Linked DNA regions of Mus musculus: region 1 is linked to region 2. The links are chromatin loops, found by intact Hi-C in ENCODE. Cell type or tissue: heart. All regions are shown on one strand. Each heading gives the region's core, and the rest is flanking DNA. Links, peaks and the distances in the headings are about the cores only. Region 1 overlaps Stx8 (syntaxin 8). Region 2 overlaps Stx8 (syntaxin 8).

Region 1 (11,315 bases), core at 5,215-7,714, 110 kb before region 2:
ACAAAACTGCGTTTCAAAGGGGCCAAGTAAAGGGGAAGAATCGATTTTATCCCCCCTTCCCTTCCTCCCATCCCCCTTCCCTCCCTCTCTCCCTCCTTCTCTCCTTCCCTCTCTCTTCTTTTTCTTCTCCCTTTCTTCATTTCTTTTAGAGTGCTAGAGATGGCACTTAGGGCTCTGCAGAAGCCAGGCAAGTGTTCTACTATTGAGCCCCACCTCCCGTTCCTATTTATTTTTAACTTGTACAAATTTCCTGGTACTTCCCAAATCTTCCTATTTTATTCAGACGGTCTCAAGTGGGCATCTATTTCACTGTGGGCACACGAGAGCCACAGGTCCTTGTCCCTGAACTGTGGGCACCATCTGCAATGGATCTGCTTTCTTCAAGGCACAGTGCTGGGACACAACAAGAAGTGGCAGGCAGAGATACTCTGTACAGAGCTGCAAATTGAGGTGGTCATGCAATTCATTGTTAAACTTTCTAAAATATAACAAGCATAATGTTGTTGTTTGCTGTTATGCCCGCTTTAATTTTGTTTCTATTTAACGTCACTGAACAGTGCTTATTGTTCCTCCTAACCAATGGTGGGCACTGCAGCCAAAGTTAATCAAGTACTTCACTCTGTGAGCACACACCAGGAACAGGCTGGGACTCAGTGCCTGGGAAACAGAGTGGCAAGCATTATGCAGCCAAGAGAACAACGGATGCAGATGAGCATCTCCTACTAAGTAACACAGAAAGAGGGTGACACCTTTTGAATAACCGTGCCTTAGTGACCCAGAGCTACCCACACCTCCTTTGCCTCACTGTACAGTTACCCATTTTAGAGAAGAGGACTTGCATCCACTGCTTCTGTTTGGGGAATTTCTTCCAGGTCACATTCAAATACGTAGCTAACAATCATTACCTAAGGTCCATTGTGCCAACTGGAGAGACTAAGCAAAGGAATCTACGGTTATGACCGGAGCGCCCAAGGGAGCAGCCATATTCCGGCCCTTTGCTTCCCTGTCCTAACACATATTAAGCCCACCAAAACTTCTCTTTACTTCCATTCAAAGTTTTCCCAATCTTTCTTATCACACAACGCATGTGAATTTTCTTTATAAGCACAACAAACATAGCAGTGGCCAACCGGCAAGAAAGACTAACCCAAGTGAGCCTAGTCACGGAGCAAGGGAGGGGGTGGGGGCTGGGAAGTAGGCTGCTCGAGTCTCATCATGGAGAAATATGGAAAAGAAAAATCACTGGATTGCATGGAACAATGACCACTTAGTCAAGGCCAATTTTACATATGAAAAGGGGAAGTGGTCCCGGGTCCCTCAAGCTTTCTCCAGTTTAGGTAATTCTAGGCACAACTAGAATCCACTCCATTTCAGTTTACAAATATAAAAGAAAGTCAATGTGTGGATGGAGAATATTAGAGCATAAAGACCTCAAAGAAGGTCAGGCTTGGGTAGCAGAGCGTCCAGTGTTGGGGTGCTCTTCCTGCCTCCCACCAGCTTTGCATCAGCAGAGGGCACACTCTGTCCCAGCGCTACGGACAGTTCTCCCCCTACCCAGGAGGAGCTGCCCCCTCAGGGAAAGCCGATGGACTAACTGCTGAACGTGGGTCACCAGAAAACACACACGGATGCATTTATCAGTAACGTCACGATCCAGGCCCGGACTGTGAGATTAGTATTCAGTATGAATGGAAATCGCTCTTAGGAAGAATACCTTATCATTCTGCGCCACACTGAGCAAAAACAATAATCTAGAAATGATTTTATTTGTGGTAAAGTCTGACTCCTCGATGATAGCAAAAGTCAGTGCCTCCTCCAGTAGACCCTGAGATACATGGAGGTTTCTGAGGCGGTCATGGTGACAGCTCTGAGGCTGTCAGCCTCCATCAATCACCTCCTATTAGGTAAAGGTTTTGCAATTTTGCGCTTCTCTCCAGGGCTTAGTTTGCCTGGATTTAGTTGCAGCATTGGCATTTGAACTTAGTGCTCCTCCTGTTCTCATTCCCCAAATAAATGCCGTGAGCAAAGAAACAGGCTCCTCCTAAAACCAGGCAGACAACAGCAATACGGTTACATATAAAGGACATTCCAACTATAATAATCAACGTGTATTATACACACCAGAGTACAGGCTCAGGGTAGAGTATGTGAGGGCCAAGAACAGGGAACTTCTGAGTTGGCCATTTAGCTCCTGAAATGACTAGCCATGAACACGGCAGAGCCACACCTGGCTCTTGGGTTTGTATTTGTTTACTACTTCCTGTTATTTCAAATGATTTTTTTTTCCTAGACTATTCTAGAAAGGTGTGAGATGGGTTTAAAGTGAATGAAAAGGGAATAAATATAAAAGAACTCCTTAAGGAGTGGAATCTGTCTTATTTATTTTGCAATTCCAATGGCTGGGTGGATGTCAAACTAATATACTAAAGCCCCAAGGCAGGGGCCACCAGCAACATCAAAATTATACAGATTTTTCTGTATCAAATTTGAAACTTTAGTGTCTTATTTTCACTTAAATGTGACAGAATACCAGAAGCAGGAGAACAGGCAGTGGTAGAGAGCAAGCAAGCTGGACGCAGCGGGCCGAGGGGCTAATCACACAGATGGGCAAGATCCCAAAGGGCCACGTGTGTACACTTTACTTGGGATACAAGGTGCCTTTTAAGTGTCATTTTCTTGTCAACATTAAAATATTAGGAAACTTCATTTAAGGATCCAGATTTCAGGTTTCTCTTTAAAAACAACAGCCGGGCAGGGGTGGCACATGCCCTCAATCCCAGCAATCAGGAAGCCAAGGCAAGTAGATTGAGTTCAGAGACCAGGCCAGTCTGGTCCACAGAGTGAGTTCCAGGACAGCCAGGGCTATACTGGAAAAAGAAAAACAAACAAACAAATAAACAAAAACCCAGAACAACAATGACAAACCCAGATGGCCCAGCAGGCCCTGGCTTCCCTCCCGCTGGGAAACAGTCTGCTCTGCTCTCTACACGCCACCGGCCAGCCGCTGGCTATAGTCTTAGCTGCCTACCTCAGGCAGGATTCTGCTCTCTGGTTCCTGAAGGCAAATGAAGGATTGAAAGGAGTTTGGAGCCTAACAAACAGGGAAGATGGGCATGGCGGAACATGCCTATCATCTCAGGGCTCAGTGGCTGAGGTAGGAGGATTGGGAGTTCCACCCATCCTCCTCTACAATAGGAAGCCCTATGCCAGTCGGACTGCAGGAGACCCTACTTAGAAACAGAAAAAGAAGATGGAAGAGAAAAGGAGTCAAAGGGAAGAGTTCAAGTCCATGGGTCAGGGACAGAGACAAGGTACTGTTGAAGAGGTCAGCTAACTAAAGCCTGCTGGAAAATTCCACCAGACCTCAGAATAGCCTAGACCCCTCCCTTCCCAGAAGGGAGAAGCTGAGGAGAATGTAGGTCCTCCTCCCCTCTGGAAGGGAGAAACTGATCTGCAGATATGAGAAGCCCCTACTACCTCATTCCCTAAAGACCAATCAGTTTAAAGGGCACACTATTCCGCCAATCATATTGTGCCTAGTTGCTAATGCTCTATTCTGCCTCTGGAAACTGTATAAAAACTTGCTGAATGGGCCACCCCACGTTGCCGCCTCTCCTGCCTCTCCTTCGGGTGCAGGATGACCCCCAGCATGCTGGACAAAACCAACCTTTTTTTTTTTTTTTTTTTTTTTTTTTGGTTTTGTTCCAATAAACTTCTCTTGCTTTTACATTGATCTCCAGCTCAGTGTGGTTCACTTGCGGGGTCGGGGTGGGGGTAGGGGTAGGGGTGGGGGTAGGGGAGAGTCCCGGTAGCTAAGGCTCGTCAGAGTCTTACACTGTTGGACATCATGAAAGACTGGCTGAGAACTAAAGATACAGGCCAGGGCATTCAGCTAAACTTGGGTCTGCAAGGCAGAATTGTTGGGTTCCCACAGTTGCCCACTGCCGGTTGCCCACTGAAGGGAGATGTAATAGCATGAGGAAAAAGAATCAAGAAAAATGAGGAGTAAGGGTGAGGTGAGAAGTAAGCAAGAACAAACCCTGGCTACACAAGACTACCTTACACATGCAACGCCTCACTATAAGGCAGTGCATTAGTAAAGGATACTGACCTGTGTCAAGAGATGAAGCACAGGGCTACTTTCCCAAGGACAAAGTGGTGCAGGGCTGTGTGAAGTTGCTGCTGGGGTGTGTGGAAACATCCTCAGGGTTCTGTCACCTGTCTCAGGACTTGGCCACACACACTATGTGATTATAGATTTGTTCCCCACACCTAGCCTCAAGCTCCTGGGTAAACAGGCTTCTCCTTTCCCAGCAGCCAGCAACTTGAGCTGGGCTACAGACCAAACGTGCTTAGGAGCTTCAGTGTGCTCAGCAGCATCTCCTACTCGTCCTCCTGACCTCTGCCCCCCAGGCAGACATGGGCCTGTTCTGTGGTGTTCCCCAGTGAGTTCTGAGGAGCCCTTTCTTGTCCTATCTTTTCATTCTAGCTGGTTTGGTAGCTGGCACGTTGGTGATGCTCAGCAGCCACACTGGGATTAAAAAAAAAAAAAAAAAAAAAAGAGGAGTGGACAGGAAAGCTGGGGACAAGGTGGCTTTGGAGGCAGACCTCGGTGGTGGCCTGGGCACCTCCTCACATCTGTGAAGGAAACAGAGGCTGTGGAATTTCACTAGCTTATCTCAACAAACTACGATAAGAGGAAGAAAAAGCAGAGACATCAGTCAGTTTCTGCTAAGCACTTAAGATAAGCCAGGGAAAGCACACTGTTCCTCCTGGATCTAAATCAATCATTTGTGTTTGAGGTAAGGGCTGGAAAACAATTCATTGAAAAAAAAAAAGCAGGAAAAAAAAAAAAAAAGAAAAAAAAGCAGTTTTGAGGCTTCCTATAAAAAAGCGGGAGAGCAGAGAATTCACTTTCTTATGCTTATTTGTTTAGTGGATAAATTAGTTTTAATGTATATAATGCTTTGCTTGCACGAATGCAAGAGCACCACATCTGTGCAGTGCCACAGAGGCCAGAAGAGGATGTCAAATCCCCAGAACTGGAGTTATAGACAGTTGTGACCTGCCATGTGGGTGCTGGGACTCAAACCTGAGGCCTCTGCAAGAGCAGCCTCCTAACTGCTGAGTCATCTCCCCATTTCTCTTATTATTTTATAAGTTTCAAAAGAGTGAATATAAGTGGTCCAAACATTACAATCAGCATAATGGCACCAATGGATTTCAGGGCTGACGATTTCAGTTGCAAAATTTCAAAATTCCATAAGTAAACAAAAAACCAACCAAACAAAACCACCTTTTTAATTCAAAGAAGATGCTTACTTCATGATTCTACAAAATTCCTATATAATAATATAATATAGTATATATTAATAATATAGTACAATATGTATAATTTGCTCTCTTTTTTTTGATGTTTTTTTTTTTTTTTTTTTTTTTTTTTTTTTTTAGAAGATTTATTTATTTATTTTATGTAAGTACACTGTAGCTGTCTTCAGACACACCAGAAGAGGGCATCAGATCTCATTACGGATGGTTGTGAGCCACCATGTGGTTGCTGGGATTTGAACTCTGGACCTTTGGAAGAGCAGTCGGGTGCTCTTACCCACTGAGCCATCTCACCAGCCCTTGTTTTGTTTTTTGAGACAGGGTTTCTCTGTGTGTCCTTCTGGCTGTTCTGGAGCTCACTGTGTAGACCAGGCTGGCCTTGAACTCAGAAATCCACCTGCCTCTGCCTCCCAAGTAGCTTAAAGGTGTGAGCCACCACTGCCTGGCTAATTTGTTCTTCTTAAAGGCGTTTCTGTGCTGGCTTAAAAATATATGTGGCCGAGTGTGGTGGTGCACGCCTTTAATCCCAGCACTCGGGAGGCAGAGGCAGGTGGATTTCTGAGCTCGAGGCTAGCCTGGTCTATAAAGTGAGTTCCAGGATAGCCAGGGCTATACAGAGAAACCCTGTCTCGAAAAACCAATACACACACACATTATATATATATATCCAAGTCTTACCTATGTCACCAATCAACTTATTTCAACAGGTTAACATAGCTGATCCCGAGAACTAACTAGTACTGACCACTGTGGCAGGTGCTATCTTTGTTTTATCACCAGAATAACCAGACATATTAATGTGGCCTGAACATCCCACCCCTTATCCAAGCTGCTTGGGACCAAGAGTGTTTCAGATTTTTGCTATGTTTTTGTATTTTAAAATAATTTGCATAAACATAATGAGATCTTGTGAGGAAAGGAAGCAAGTCTAAACACAAAATCCACTTGGTCCATCTACACTGTGTGCACACAGCCTGAGGTAATGTGGCACAACTGTTTGGGTACGACTGCATTTTGACACCAACTTATCACCTGAGGCCAGGGATGAGATTTTCCACTGGTGCCATCATGTCTGCAGTCTGGAAGGTTTGGAGTTTGAGGCACTTCACAGTCTAAAGTGTAGTAATGGATGCTCATTGCCTTTGCTAGCTCCATTTAAAAAAAAAAAAAAAACAACAAAAAACAGAGCATGAAAGAGAGATACAGAGAGAGGGGCAAGCAACTCTCCTGTGCACCCAGGCTGCAGGTGGGGGTCACCCATGCTGGACTACACTGCTTTGTACCCATGATCCCGCTGCACCTCCAGGGGGAGCTGCAGGTAGATGCAGTGGTCCCAGGTAGGGACAGTGTCTGCGCAAGGTCAGCAGGGCTGATTTTCAACTGCAGCAACCCAGGAATGCTAACATCACAACGGGTGTCCGTAGACAACATTACGTGATGGACAACAGGCAGAGAAGTGAGGCTCCAGTCACTGGGAACTCCTCGTCTGCCCTTTCACAATTGGCTCTCTCCTCAGACTCAGACAGGGTTCTATTTTGAAATCTAATGAGGATCAGCCACACTGAATATTTAAACTGCAATTACAAAGATCCCACTTTTATGTAAATGTCTCTGATACAAGAAACAGATCTGAAAATATATCGAGGAGCCAGGGGAAGCTATCAGTCTAATTTGCCTTTACAATCTAGGGGGGAAAAACAGCATTGTTTTCTACTCCATGTTATCACAGGGGGTGGGGGTGGGGTGGGAGCTGGGAAAGGAAAAGGGAGAAAAACCCACAAAGATCTTGGTAAAAATTTTCAAGCACAGGCTCTGCACTGAAAGGACCACAAAGAAGTGCTTGGACCCTTTGTTAACAAACAAATTCATCACCGGGCCCTTCTCCTGTGTGGCCCCTTGTGATCTGGTTTGTATTTATAAGTAGAATTTCGCTCCCTGCTCAAGCATCTATGACTGATATGCCAGGCTGGAATGAGAGATGTGTACACGCCAGGGGAAACAAAAAGCCATTTCATGGTTTACAACCTCGTTTTGCCCTCCTTTGAGGAAAAGGACGATTGGCCGGCTGCTCTCCACACCTTGTTCACCGCTTCCTAGTTACACAGCCTGAGAGTGCCACGTGAACTGCAATCAAGTGACACTTGGGTGAGCGGAACAGATGAATTCTCAAGCCCTGCATATCTTGTGGGAGTGCTCGGACCCACATGGGAAGCCAGCCCTGCCTTTGAGAGGAGCTGTTCCTGAGGCTTTTGGACCATCTCTTTGCCCCTCAGATGCCACTGTTCCGAAGGCTGAATATTAATTTCCACAGCATTCCATACTAGCACTTATGAAAATAGGATTTGTTTGGGTTTGCTTGCTTCTCCTGATTTGTTCTCTGGTTGATTCTCTTTTGCTGGTACCAAACATGAACATTTAATTTTTAGTTTCATTTATTTTTAATTTACAGAAGTTCTATTTGACACCTTTTCAAATAACTGATGTTACATTTTTAGCCGGGCAGTGGTGGCGCACACCTTTGATCCCAGCACTTGAGAGGCAGGGGCAGGCGGATTTCTGAGTTCGAGGCCAGCCTGGTCTACAGAGTGAGTTCCAGGACAGCCGAGGCTACACAGAGAAACCCTATCTCAAAAAACAAACAACATTTTTATAGTTTTATGTTCTGTTTAGATTTTTTTGTTGTTTTTGTTTTTGTTTTTCAAGACAGGGTTTCTCTGTGTAGCCCTGGCTGTCCTGAAACTCACTCTGTAGACCAAGCTGGTCTTGAACTCAGAAATCCGCTTGCCTCTGCCTTCCAAGTGCTGGAATTAAAGGCATGTGCCACCACCGCCCAGCTAGATCCTTTCAAGTCTTTTAATTAAAAAGCAAAACTGAGAGGCTGGAGAGATGGCTCAGTTGTTAAGTGCACTGGCTGCTCTTGCAGAGGACCAGGGTTTGGTTCCTAGCATCCATATGATGGCTTACAACCATCTACAATTCCAATCCCAGTGGATCTGAGGCCTTCTCCTGGCCTTCATGGGCACCAGGCATATGTATGGTATATATACACACACACATACAGGCAAGACTCATACATATAAAATAAAAGTAAGTAAACAGCTTTAAAGTACAAAATTGAGGGCCAGTGAGAGGGCTCAGTAGGTAAAGGTGCCCGCTGCCAAGCCTTATGACCTGAGTTCAATTCTTAGGACCTACACAGCTGGTTGAGGTAGAGAACCTACTTGCACAGGTTGCTGTCCTCTGACTTCCACACATGCATTGTGGCAAAGGCACCTACCCTTACACACACACACACACACACACACACACACACACACACTGTAAAACAAAAATTTAAAGCCATCTTTTTTTATTTCACATCTGATCATTCCAATACTACAGGTCTATGCAGATTGATTCCACGGTCCACTGCCGGTTCCTGCTCATTTGTGGTCTTCATGTACGCTGTGTCATCGCCTAGGACAAATGCACTCTCCTGGGTGGGTGGGTGGGGGGGCTTCTGAGTTACTTTCTCTCTGCTGTGACTAAATACCTGACAACTGCAACTACAGGAGGGAGAGGTTTATCTGGCTCACATTTCAGGAGCTACTGCCTACATGAGGAAGGCATGGCTACGGGACTGGCTCCGTCCCATTCTCCATCAGTGGTTGAGTAAGCAGAGGTGGACACTGGCACTCAGCGAGTTTGGAGAGAAAGAAGGAAAAGAAAAAAAAAGATAAAAAGAGGACAGTGTTCCCTTTTTCTGCCTCCTGCTCTGTCCAGATATGGATGAATAACCTCATGTTCCTGCCACCAAACGATGACCTGCTCCCACCATGGCCCTTTCCCTCACCCGACCACGGACTGTTCCCACAGCCATGAGCTGAAGGAAACCTTTGCTCCTCTAAGCTGCTTCTTGTCAGGTGTGACCATGGCGGTGAGGAGAGGAGAAAAAACAGAAGGCTGGTGTTGAGGGGTGCTGAGGGCTGTGGCTGTGGGCAGCCGGACCAAGTGGTTCCCAGGTTTGAGGACTGGTTTGGGATAAGAATGCAGAAGGGTTTGGAGCTGCCGGCTCTAGATTAGAATAACTTGTCTGGTGGAGTTAATTACAAGACATAGGAAGTGGCTCGGCTATTTCTCACTGCTTGTAGTCACATGTACAGTGAGCAGAATGATGTGGAAAGATGAGGCTTGGAAAGGAGGGCCTGGGCCAGTTGAAAGTTCAGATAAGGCAGCTATAATTGTTAAAGAGATGGTGCCATTAGAGAGAAAGCCCATGGGGTTAGGGGCATAGCTCAATTGGCAGAACACCTGCCTAGCACACAAAAGCCCTGGATTCAATACCTAGCAACAGATACGCTGGGCATGGTGCACACCTGCAATCCCAGCACTTGGAAGGTAGAGGCAGGAGGATCAGGAGTTCAAGTATGAGTCTAATCTCTTATATTGGAATAAGAGGAAAACTATCCTAAGGTTTTTTTCTTAAGGCTACCTACCAAGGCTCTGGTTTATGAAAACGCAAAGCATTTGAAAAAGAGAAAGCCTGAAATGAGAGTTCACTGAGGAGTTCTCTGTTCAAAAACAACCAAACCAAAGTGCTTAGGGAAGGATTTTCTCAGACTCAGCCACAAAGGCGTACAGAGACAGCTACTGCAGCTGTGGTCCAAGAGGCGCCAGGCTACCGGCAGAACTTGGCCTCAGCGTCGTCCGAGTGGTGCTGGCTGTGCAGGGATGTAAAATGCAAAAGGCCATAACACATGGAGGTTACACCCAGTTTCCAGGGAAGGGAGCAATGGGACAGGTCAGGTAGACAAGCTCAGAGGAGTGGAGCTCTGAGGCTCCTGCTGTGTGCATTAGCTCCTGCTTCTCTGGCCCCCTTGCTCACACCCATGGGCTGCAGTCCTGGCCACTAGCTGCTCCAGCCTCGCAAAGCATCCTTTCTGCCTTACCACTCTTATGAAACTTCTGTCCACACGGACTTTGTCCTTCAAGCCTAGAGCCTGAAACTGTGAAGATAAAAAGATATGGGTTCCTTCTCCCCTCCACTTCTTATGGTTTGATTCTGCACAGGTCTGAACTTGCAAGGTCTTGGTTTCTTTGCAAAAGAAGTGGACCACCTTGTGAGTTCGGGGACAGGGCTGGGGTGTCCCTAGGCTTCTTACAAGAAGAAAGACAAACGATGGAGCACATGGATCCAGATCACTCAACATTTACTGTTCTTCTTTTTTAAACAAATCAGCTTACTAGATCTGGCGCACCTTTATGAGATAAAGCACCAAACAAAACCTAGCCGATGGCTCCCAGTGTGGCTCCTTGTCACTCTCCTTGGGTGAAGATCCTGATGAGATCTGTATCAGAATTGCTACACAGTGACAGGTGCCTGCGTCTGAACAGCTGCACACGGCCTCTCTCTTATTCGTTCTATTACTAGTTTCTTTCTTTTTTCTTTTTATTATTATTATTATTATTATTATTATTATTATTATTATTATTATTATTTGTGTGTGTGTGTGTTTTGAAACAGGATTTCTCTGTGTGAAAGTCAAAGCTGTCCTGGAACTTGCTGTGTAGACCAGGCTGGCCTCAAACTCACACGGAGATCCACCTGCCTCTGCCTCTGCCTCTGCCTCTGCCTCTGGAGTGCTGGGCTTAAAGTCGTGCAAGAACATGCCTGGCTTATTACTTTTCTAGGCAAGGTTTTACTCTATATCCCCAGATGCCCTAATACTCACAGAGACCCCTCAGTCTCTGTCTCCTGAGTGCTGAGATCAAAAGTGTATCCACCAAGCCTGACATGCTATGCATAATGAAGAAGGATTACTCTCAAACTCTACCCTGGGCTACCTCAGTGGGAGCCTCTGGAGGCCTGGAAATCAGCATTCTAAGTTCAGGCAGACTCTTCTATCAGTACACAGATCCCTATTTGACAAGCATCATGAATTCAAGTGATTCAAAGACAGAATTCCCAAATATAGGATTTTTATCTTGGTCATACTGGAGATGGAAGC
Region 2 (11,315 bases), core at 4,781-7,280:
CTAACCCAACATTGGTTCCCAAGATATTTGTATTGTTAATTTCAATAAGCAACGCCTGCTGAGTTCAAGTCCAGAATAAACAACTCATCCACAGAAAATGTCTCCTTCTCTATCACCTACCAAGGGACACTTCATCAGTGTCCCCAGCCTACTGCAATCAAGTATCTTTAGTTGTTCTGTTTTGTCTTGTTTCATTTCGTTTTGGGGTTGTAGTTTTTTCCCTTTTTCCCTTAGTGATGGGAATCAAGCCCAACCCTGTGCATGCTAGGGGCCCATCCCACCACTGAGCTATGCCTCTGACTGGTTTGCCCAATTTTAAGTCAACCCCTTTTTTTTTTTCTCCTGACAAACTCCTTGCCAAACTCAGCTGGGTGACTTGGGGGAACGGACACAATTTAAGAAAGGGCTGTTGTTTTGTTTTGTTTTGTTTTGTTTCATGACTTTTCAAACTTCAATATACCAGCTACTGAGAACTCCCCAGTATAACTGCTGTTGTAACATCCTGACCTGTGGCTATGAGGGCATCAGTGGCCGCCTCCCAGATCATCAGCCTCATCAGCCCGGGAATCTTTCCTATTCTTTCTTCAAAATCCCAGCAGTTGCTCTTCTTCTTTTCCTTCTCTTTCTTTCTAAAAAGGGTTTACTTATTTATTTATTTATTTAATGTATATGAGTACACTGTTGCTGCCTTTGGACACATCAGAAGAGGAAATCCGATCTCATTACAGATGGGTTGTGAGTCACCATGTGGTTGCTGGGAATTGAACTCAGGACCTCTGGAAAAGCAGTCAGTGCTCTTAACCGCTGAGCCACCTCTCCAGCAACCCTCCCTTTTTTTTTTTTTTTTTTTGGTTTTTCAAGACAGGGTTTCTCTGTGTAGCCCTGGCTGTCCTGGAACTCACTCTGTAGACCAGGCTGGCCTCGAACTCAGAAATTCACCTGCCTCTGCCTCTGCCTCTGCCTCTGCCTCTGGATTGTGGAGATGAAAGGCATGTACCACCACGGCCCAGCTTGGTTGCCTTTTTAAATATTAGCAATAAGCTCCACATTTGATCATAACAAAACAGTTCACGGTAGAAGAGCTACGCAGGTTGTTGGAAGGCTTCGGAGGACATATTGCAGCTTCAGAAGCAGAGTATTATCCCTGAGGAGGATTATCTCTGCCATCTGAATCAGCACCGACAGAAAGGGCTCTCTAGCTAAAGCATTGGAGCATCACAGGTACCTTAAACGTAGTAGAGAGGCAAGGAGTGGCTGGCACAAAATCCAAACCTTCCATTCTGGGAGGGCCAATCACATTACCAGCCTCTCGGTGACTGAGCGCTCTCTGCTGGTCAGTGGGGGAAATTCAGCTACAGTAACTGGCCAATGACAATTGTAACTCTGTACTTTATTAATACACAATGTATGCTTGTAAACACGGTAAAGTGTGCAATAGTGACCAAGGTGCTCACCCACAATGAGGAGCCACACCTCTGGACACTGCCCTCTGTGCTCTGTTCACTTGGTTCTTTACAAGCCAACAGTTTCATGGCATACCCAGAGAGGGTCCAGAAGAGATGATGAACAAACAATTCGTATTTTGCACTTAGAAATGTCACATGTCTAACTCGGCCAACTCGGCCTCAACATTCCCCCCTTCCCCCCCCCCCCCCGTATTCAGCATGCTTGTTTCCACTCCATTACTTTATAAAGTGATGCTAAAATGCTCCATTAACAGTGCTACTAGCACTGCTCTGGAAACAAGCGTGCTATGTGGAGTTTCACAAAAATCACTGTCTGGCAAGCAGCAGTGGTACAAATCTGTTTGGCAACCGGTGTATAAAAATGCAAATATGCCACTAAAAGACTAATTAAGGGTGTCCAGTGGTAATGTATATACAACCAATACACACAGAGCCAGGGACCACCTACCTAGCCATCACTTCAACCTAAACAATTCAATTTTTATTGCACTGGCTCTGCCAACTCACACCTAAAACATAAATTAGTGAGATGGTGGCCCATACTTTTAACAGTGGTACCCTTTTGCCTCGGGGACAGAACCCAAAAATGTGTAAGGCTTCATCGGGAAACTTTTATGCAGCCAGCTGGACACCAGTCTGCAGACTGGCATGAAAAGTACTGCTCCCGGGGCAGTAGACTCCAGGAAAGCACAGAGTAAGGTGGGCAGGGCGGCATGCGCCTATATCCCAGCACTCAGGGACTGAGACAGGATCCTGCAAGTCTGTGGAGTGCACAGTCAGTGCTGAGCCAGCCTGGAGTAGAGAGGGAGACACTGACTTTAAAAAATACATTAAAAAGTTCACAGCAGACTGAGGTGCATGGTATGCCAACAATACTCCTTCTCTCAGGATCATGTGAGTCTTTTTGGTGGTGGTGGGGTTGTTTGTTTGTTTGTTTGTTTGTTTGTTTGAGACAGGGTTTCTCTGTATAGCCCTGGCTATCCTGGAACTCACTTTGTAGACCAGGCTGGCCTCAAACTCAGAAATCCACCTGCCTCTGCCTCCCAAGTGCTGGGATTAAAGGCGTGCGCCACCACCGCCCGGCAGGACCACGAGAGTCTTAAGCCTTCCAACACCTTCTCAGCCTGTCCCCCCCACATCCGCTTCTCTTCCTCTTAATTGCTTACACTGCGTTTATGGCCCGTGCCATACAATTCTTTATGCCATCATCCACTACTGTGTTCTCTGGTCATTCTATTAAAGGCAGAAAGACCTCTTTACGTGGTGTGCATTGTCTTCTCTTCTGCCAAGATCAGTGGGAGCAAGCACGGATTACTGGGTGCTTTCTGGTTCACAGAGGGCCTTGCCACGGACCCACCACATTCCAGTTTCACAGGCTGCAGAGTTGTGGTTATCTTTATTTTACAGGAAACAAAATGGGAGTTAAAACTCAAACCCAGGTTTTGTAATATTCAATCATTGCTCCTTCACACATTGCTGCATTGGCCATCTGCTGCTATAGGGTATTCCTGTCCACAGGCTAGAAAGAGCAAACGGCAAGACACAGCACTTGAAGCCAGTGGGGGGAAAACAAACAAACAAACAAACCACACCCGCTACAGGCAACAGTGGTACGAACCAAGATCAAGAGAGACCAGAGACAAACGCCAGAGCAAAGGATGCTGGTTCTCCTCCAGCACTGGGTCAGCTCTGACCCAGGAACCCATCCTCCTCTATAACCCAGAGGGTGATCCTTCTTTGCTGCCTCTGCAGACTGTGGAGGTAAAATGAGATCAATCAATGGATTGATCTATCTAATCTAATCTACCTAGCTATCTACCTAAATTTTAATTTCTTAACCTTCATTTATTAAAAAGTTGAACTTGGGAGGCTGAGGAGATGGCTCAGTTGGTAAAGCACTTGTCACACAAACACGAGGATCTTACTTCAATCCCCAGCACCCATGTTAAAGCAAACAAAAAAACAAAACCATAAAACCATAGGGTATTGCAGTGCATGCCTATAATCTCCAGGGGCGGGGTGGGGGTGAGGCAGGAGGCTCCCTGGGATCGCTGGACAGCCATTCTAACAGAACCACTGAGATCCAGGTTCAATGAGAGATCCTGTCTCACAAACTAAGGTGGACAGGAGTTGAAGAAGCCACCAGGTGTCAACCCATGACCTCCATATGTGCACACACATACAGAAGAAAAAGAGCAAAACGTGGAAAGTACTCAGCGTATTAAAAAAAAAAGACAATGAGCTAAAATATAGCACGCACAGTAACTCTTCTTTCTTACTCCCCCTTGTTGACAGACTGCAATTTTTCTCCTTTTCAATTCCCAAATGGTTTTTGCAATTTAAAATTGATACATACAGCTGCAGAGATCTTTATTTTCCATGCCCCAAATCATCACTGTGCTGTTATAATACCAAGTACTAAAATGCAAAAGAGACTTTATTTTTCCATCCGTAGATTAACAAAACCTACCAAGTTCTGCGACACCCACTGATGGCTAGCAGGTTGGGAAATGAGCCCTCCCACATACTGCTGGCCAGCCTTACAAATTTTAAGAAATTTACATGGCAGTTCTTTAAATTTCCAACACACATATCCTGGAGGCCCTCTCTTACAGAAACAGAGGCCACAGTGCACATGGAATTTGCCTTAGCTATGTAAATAGAGAAAACAAACAAAAAAACAAAACAAAACAAAACAATCCAACACCATTATGGACAGTGGCTACAAGAATGACTGCAGACTTATAACTGCAAAGCACTCACTGTTGCAAAGAATGTGTTAAACCTACTGACTTGGAGGAATGTCCAAACTTAAATAAAAAAATAAATTATAGAGACATGTACATATAAGTCTGTTTTCAGAATGATATATTTATAGCAACATACTTACAAGTATAAATAACAGTAAGTATGATCAAGAAAATGCCAACATTACAAGTGGTGACTTTAGGAGCATGGCATCTGGGAAAGGAGAGGCGATATATGTTGGCACCGTACATGAGCATAAGCATGGATCTTTTTTTTTTTTTTTTTTTTGGTTTTTCGAGACAGGGTTTCTCTGTATAGCCCTGGCTGTCCTGGAACTCACTTTATAGACCAGGCTGGCCTCAAACTCAGAAATCTGCCTGCCTCTGCCTCCCAAGTGCTGGGATTAAAGGCGTGCGCCACCACGCCTGGCGGATCATTATTTTAAATCCAAGTAGAGAGCCAAGTGTGGGAGTCCTTCTCTAATCTCAGGACTGCTGAGGTAGAGGCAGGAGGATCACAGGATCCAGCTCAGTTGGGCTGTACAGTGAGAGCCCCACTCAACTGCCCCCAAAATAAAAAGGAAAGGAAAGTCATTTCCCTGCAAGGAGGGAGGGAAGGAAAGAGAGAAAAGATGACAGGAAACAAAGAACTATAAAATATGACATGGTATCCCATTAACATGCAAAATCTGAAGTTTGGCATATCAGCTAAAAAAGCACATTTTAAAAAGTTAAGTGGCAACCTATGTGGAAACTATTAGAAAGACACATTGAAAACATCTCTTTGATTTTAAAGCCAAGAGCAGAGTAAAAGAACCAGGCCTGGCAACACACATGGGTAACCCAGCAACACACTTGTAACCCAGCAACATGCATGGGTAACCCAGGGCTTGGGAGGAAGAGGCAGGTGGGTGAGGGATTCATGGTTATCTGTGGTTGTTAAGACCAACCTGGGCTACTTGAGACTTTGGAAAGAGGTCAAAGAGGAACACGGAGAAAAGGAAGAAAGGAAAATGAGTGGGAAAAGGAGGAGTAGAAAAAGTGGGTGTGTGCCAATTTTCCCAAGGGGAAAAACAATGGATGAAAAAAATACCTAAGTTTTTTAAAAGGAAAGGAAAAGAAAGGGGGGGGGAGAGAGAGAGGAGGAGGAGGAGGAGGAGGAGGAGGAGGAGGAGGAGGAGGAGGAGGAGGAGGAGGAGGAGGAGAAGGAGAAGGAGAAGGAGAAGGAGAAGGAGAAGGAGAAGGAGAAGGAGAAGGAGAAGGAGAAGGAGAAGGAGAAGGAGAAGGAGAAGGAGAAGGAGAAGGAGAAGGAGAAGGAGAAGGAGAAGGAGAAGAAGAAGAAGAAGAAGAAGAAGAAGAAGAAGAAGAAGAAGAAGAAGAAGAAGCAGCAGCAGCAGCAAGCAGACCAGGCTGGGGAGAGTCTGGAGCCCATGAAGGGAGACATGAAAGAGACAGACAGGTCTGCAATCCACAGACAGGGGAAAGGCTAAAGAGAGAACTGAACGGCAGCAGGAATTCTTTCCTAGCATTTAGGAAAAAGCACAATTAATTTCCACGTTCTCTCCTTGCTCTCAGGGAAGGAAAGCGCCCATGAGTCAAAACCTGGCCAAGAAGTTGGGTGTTTTCTCTTCTGCTGACTTATGTCCCCACCTTGTGGTCTGCTCAGGACACAGCTTTTCTGCTTACATGTGAGTTAAGGGTATATACATGAATCTGTGTGTGTGTGTGTTTATACACACATTTAATTCAAGCAGAACATGTAAAATGAAAGGGCACAGTACACAAGTCAAAGATACTGCAGTGAAGATCCTCAGTTAGCGGCTACCAGGGCAAAACCAGTCGCATCCAAATCCTCTAAGGACTGAGTGAGAGTATGTGGGGCAGTACACACTGACCTGCATGTGGATCGGAGCACAGCGCCCAGCAGTCAGTTCTCCCTCCATCTTGTTAGAGCAGGATCTCTCACTTCTCAGAGGCCTGCAAGCCTCCAGGAGATTCTCCCATCCCCACCTCCCGTCCCGCTGGACTTGAGCCTTGAGATTACAGATGTGCAAGACCACATCTGGCTTTTTACCTGGGTTCTGAGGATCAGTCTTGGGTCATCAGGCTTGCATGGCAAGCGCTCTTACTCGATGAGCAGTCTCTCTGGCCCAGAAGCCCGGCTGTTCCATTCTGTTCACTTCCTCTTCCAAAAGGAACCACTTACTTTCATGATTCATAACACTATAAATTTCACCTCTATAGGAATGGCAGCATACATGTGTAACTCCAGTGTCTGGCTTATGTCACTCAGCATGTTTGTGCGAGCCATCCACAGTGTGCTGTGCACCTGTAGACTGTTCATCTGTATTGGCTGTGTAATATCAATGTCTGAATATACTATTAGTCTACAGAGTTCCCTGGGCTCTTTCCAACGGGAACTTTTAAGAACAGCCCTGCTATAAACATTCTTTCTGAGTCTGTGGAACAGTTCCATTTGAGTGGGTGTGCAGCTTCTAAAGAGACTGTACTTATGCAATCTCACCAGTAGTATATGAGAATTCCAGCAAATCCCAGAAACATCCGGTTTGCCCGGCAAGGTAGCCGAGCTGCTCTGGTAGGTATGGCGGTGTAGCATCCTGGTTACAGTCTGACTTTTCTGATAACTGACTAAAGCCAACACCTTTGTATACAATCATCACACACCATCTCCTTTGTGAAGTCCAGGGTTAAATCCTCTGCTGTTGTCTTTCTAATGTCGTCTGCCTTCAGGCTCTTTATTTATGGTTGAAATATTTTCCATATCAGATGAATACCCAGAACATACTGATCTCCACTCTAGTTTGTCTTTACTGTTTGTAGTCTTTGGAAGACAGATTTTGATGGAGTCCATTTCTTCATGTGTTTATTTCCTTTGTGTTTAGTGACTTGGATGGCCTAAAAAATCTTTGCCTGTACCACAATTGTGAAGACCTTGGGATTTCTACTAAATGTTCATGTGACCTTTCATGTTTAGGTCCACAGGTCCCTTTGGATCGGTGGAAACGGAGGCTTCGAGACTCCTTTCTTCCCTGTGTGGACATCAGTTGATCTAATGCTACACCTGTTATGCCACCTCTGTGACCAGTCGGGTGACGACATGAGTGTGGGACTGGTCCTAAACACCCTATTCTGTCTCCTGGTTCACTTGCCTCTCCTTGTGCAACACCACAATGCAGCCTTAGCCCAGCTGCTGCACTGCTGTGTCTTCTTGTCAATGCTGCCTTGGTACTGCTTGGCTCTTCACACTGTCGGTCATAGAAACTGTGGTAGAAGCCAGATTATCAACTGACCACACAGAAGCCAAAATTCATAAGGGAACTGTAAGTGGGTTAGTTCTGGATCTACAACCCCGTCTAAAGGAAGCAGACATCTTAACCACGCTGGGCGTTCCAATCGCTGGGTTTTCCTTGGTTCCTCTACATGATGTTTCATGGTATTCCGTGTGAAGTTTTTATTAGGTTTATGCCCACATATTTCATGTGTGTGTGTGTGTGTGTGTGTGTGTGTGTGTGTGTGTTGCCTACATGTATATCTGTAAACTGTGAGCCTAGTGCCTATAGAGGTCAGAAGAGGACATCATATCTTCTTGAACTGTAGTTACAAACAGTTGTGAGCTGCCATGTGGGTGCTTAGAGTTGAACCCAGATTCTTTGAAAGAGCAGCCAGTGCTCTCAATCTCTGAGCCACCTCACCAGCTCCAATTTCACATTATGTTAATAAACATTGCTGCAGGGCAGATAAAGGGTTAATACCTAGTGAGCAATCAGCAGGAACCCTGACACTAAGCAACATGCCCCGCTCAGTTATTTTCAACAATATAATAAAGGCCAACTTCACATTTTTTACCATTGTGCATTTTGTTGCTGCTGCTTAACCTGGAAAGCCTTTGGAAAGCCCAGGCTGCTGCTTCCAATCACTTCCCAACAGAATGCTTTCTTATATCCCCCCTGGAAATAACAGATACATCAACGACTTGATCGATGACCTAGAGCTGCAATAACTAATAGTCCTTCAAAGTTCAAGGTCTTCGGTTTCATTGCTTGATCGAGCATCCACATAGATAAGGTCTCCTTATAACTGGCCTTCATTCAGAAGTCAACTCGACCATTAGAGAAAAATGCCAATCCAGAGTAACAACTACAGAGAACCCACCAAGCAATAACTGGCCTCAGAAGTGCGTACACAGCCCAGACGCCTCAGACAGCTGCTCGGCCACGCTCAGAGTCAGCTTCGGAATGTTCAAGAGCAAGCTTAAACTTTGCTTAACACTCTCCAAGGCATGCTCCTAACAAAAAAGGATCACACACACAGTGAAGAGTGAAAAACACACATCTGTGTGAAGAAAGAGAGGTTAGAGACAGGAGCCTGGAGGCATGTGTGCAGGCACACACGGGCGGAATCTCTCCAGAAGGACACACAGACAACTGTCCAAGACGGCTGCCACCAGGAAGAAACGGGGAAAGTGCATGTTGGAGCTGAGCGAACCTTTGTTGTCACTGATAGTTCTTTCCACAGCTGGACATTTTGTTGCTTAACATAGTACTTTAAAATTTTACCATTAATCTATAACCTATGTAAACATAAAATTATAATGGTGCAAACATATAAGCAATAGTATATTATTTTAAAATATTCTTCAAAAACAAATACTCTATTAAATTGCCGTAAGTCACTGCAATATTCCAAAGTGTCAAAATTTTGGCTTAATAATCTCAACCAAATCGGTTAATAAAGATGTGGCTCAGTGGTGAAGTACTTGCCTGGCATACATGAGGCCTTGGGTTCAGGGGGGGAAACTCTGAGCCCTAAGAAAAAATCTGTCATAAGACATATGCAACTTTCCTCCCCAAAAAACCATGGTCACTCCCTGGGGCAGTAGCTCAGTGGCACAGTGAACTTTTTGCGAGGCCCTAAACATGATCCCCAAGGCCCAACCCCAAATAACAAAACTGTTCGCCATGTTCACCACATGACTAACATCAGACCACTAGTTAATACAGAGCAACAAAGCAGGTGTACCAGGGGCGGCAGTTATAGCTTAAGTGGCCGAGTGCTTGTCGAGACATACAAAGCCTGGGTTCAATCCCCAGCAGGGTGTAAAACAGGCATGGTTGCACACACTTGCCACCCCTGCTCTTGGAAGGCAGAGGCAGGAGGATCAGAAGTTCCAAGGCCATTCTAACTGGCTACAGAGAGAATACAAGGCCAGCCTACCGTACATGATGCCTTGTCCTGAAACAAAAGCAAAACAGATGTTCCAATACAAAGGGTGTGCCAGACTGCTTAAGCCCCTCCCCTTTTCAAATCCTCCTATGACTGCAATACTGTATGAGTCCACACACCGAATTCACTGGTCACAGTTCTCCAGCTTCTGAAGACAAAGTCGGAAGCTACTACCTCTCAAAACAGTTAAACAGGAATTAACATAGGATGCACAAGATCATGTCTGCAGAAGAAAACAACACGAGAAATTATGTGTATGTGTGAACATAATTGTAAATGTGCATATGTGTGTGTGTTAATGTGACTGTGCTTGTGCATATGTGCTCATATCTGCATGTGTTATGCATGTGCGTATGCTTGAGTTACATATGCTAGTGTTCAAACATGTAAGTGTATATGAGTGTGTTATGGAACTGGGTTATATTGTGCAAATTACTCATCAACTCCTGAGGAAGAAGTGGGAAGTGGAAACATCCCAGCTTCTTATAAAGACAAAATTGGGGGAGGGAGGTTGTGTAAAAGCAATGATCTAGCAAATGGAGCTTAGCATAAATAAAAGAATCCAAAGGCCAGTGAGCTACCTCTTCTCTAGGACAGAAAGAGCAGGAAATAAAAGTCCTTCCTTTGGTCAAAGAATTGGGGATGAGCCTCTGGCTCTTCAAGAAATATCACCCTGACAAGGGCTGCACACCAAGAGAGCCGGGGAAGAAAGCTGAGAAGCCCCCACCGTCTGCTCCTTCAGCACCCCTCATCTCTTCCCATTTTCAGAACATCAACTCTGGTCAAGGCTCTGCCCCCTGGAGAACATGACTGTCTTCATTTTCAGTTCAGAACAACATCTAGCTTGACTAACCAAGCCAATCATGGCAATTCAGAGACATCTTGGTTTCTGGTCTTATTGGGTCATGTGACACAGGCTACTCGATTTCAGTTTTAAGCCAAAGCTAATTGTGAAGTTCCCAGGAGGGGGTTCGTTACTCTTAAAAATAGTAAAACCTGGGCTGGAGAGATGGCTCAGTGGTTAAGGGCACGTAACTGCTCTTGCAGAGGACCCAAGTTCAGTTTCCAACATCCACATTAGGCATCTCACAACTGCCTGTGTCTGGCCTCCATGGGCTCCTGTACACACATGGGGCACATAAATTCATGCATACACATACACATAAAATAACAAATTTTCTTTAAGTGAAAACTGGGAAATGAGGTGATGGCTCCGTGGGAAAAGCACTGGTCACGCAGCTTGAGGTTCAGATCCCAGCACCCATGTTAACACCAGGCAACAAGGGATTCACTTGGACTCCCAGCATGCAAGAGGCAGAGGCAGAGGCAGAGGCAGAGGGAGAGACCGGGGGGGGGGGGGGTGTCTCCAGAACAAGTTGGGTAACCAGACTAAACAAATTGGCAAGCTCTGGGTTTAGTGAGAGACCCTGCCTCCAGATGTAAGTTAGAAAATGAAGATATCTGACACTGACCTCTGGCCTACACCCCCCTACACACACACACACACACACAACTGTGAACATGTTAGCACACATACACACATGCATACACAAACATGCAAAAATAACTGGAAAATGTAAGAATCAACAGAAAATCTATTAAAAGCAGAATTAAGAAAGTGGCGATAGCCGGGCATGGTGGTGCACGCCTTTAATCCCAGCACTTAGGAGGCAGAGGCAGGTGGATTTCTGAGTTCAAGGCCAGCCTGGTTTACAAAGTAAGTTCCAGGACAGCCAAGGTTACACAGAGAAATCCTGTCTCGAAAAGAAAAAGAAAAAGAAAGTGACTATTGTGTTAAGAGCAGACATCAGGTATCAAAAGCCTGTGTGCACAAAGGGGAACATAAAACAGCAAGGAG

The links. Hi-C counts contacts between places; a loop is a spot of excess contacts. Peaks named below come from ENCODE experiments on the same cell type or tissue, not always from the same donor. Only the 100,000 strongest peaks of a DNase experiment are listed, where the experiment ranks them.
Region 1: it touches region 2 in a loop (2.0-fold over the local background); 3 of 42 quality-filtered maps call a loop at or near these places.

Annotation. Positions count from the first base shown.
Region 1 is chr11:68,109,748-68,121,062 of GRCm38, reverse strand. The region is part of intron 7 of Stx8 (syntaxin 8); the gene reads right to left. Among named protein-coding and RNA genes, the nearest start is that of Mir6406, 110 kb to the left of the region's middle. In heart, for the core only: a CTCF peak has its summit at 6,634 (motif pointing right); no DNase peak of the experiment used is centred there.
Region 2 is chr11:67,994,372-68,005,686 of GRCm38, reverse strand. The region is part of intron 4 of Stx8 (syntaxin 8); the gene reads right to left. Among named protein-coding and RNA genes, the nearest start is that of Stx8, 34 kb to the right of the region's middle. In heart, for the core only: a CTCF peak has its summit at 5,865 (motif pointing left); no DNase peak of the experiment used is centred there.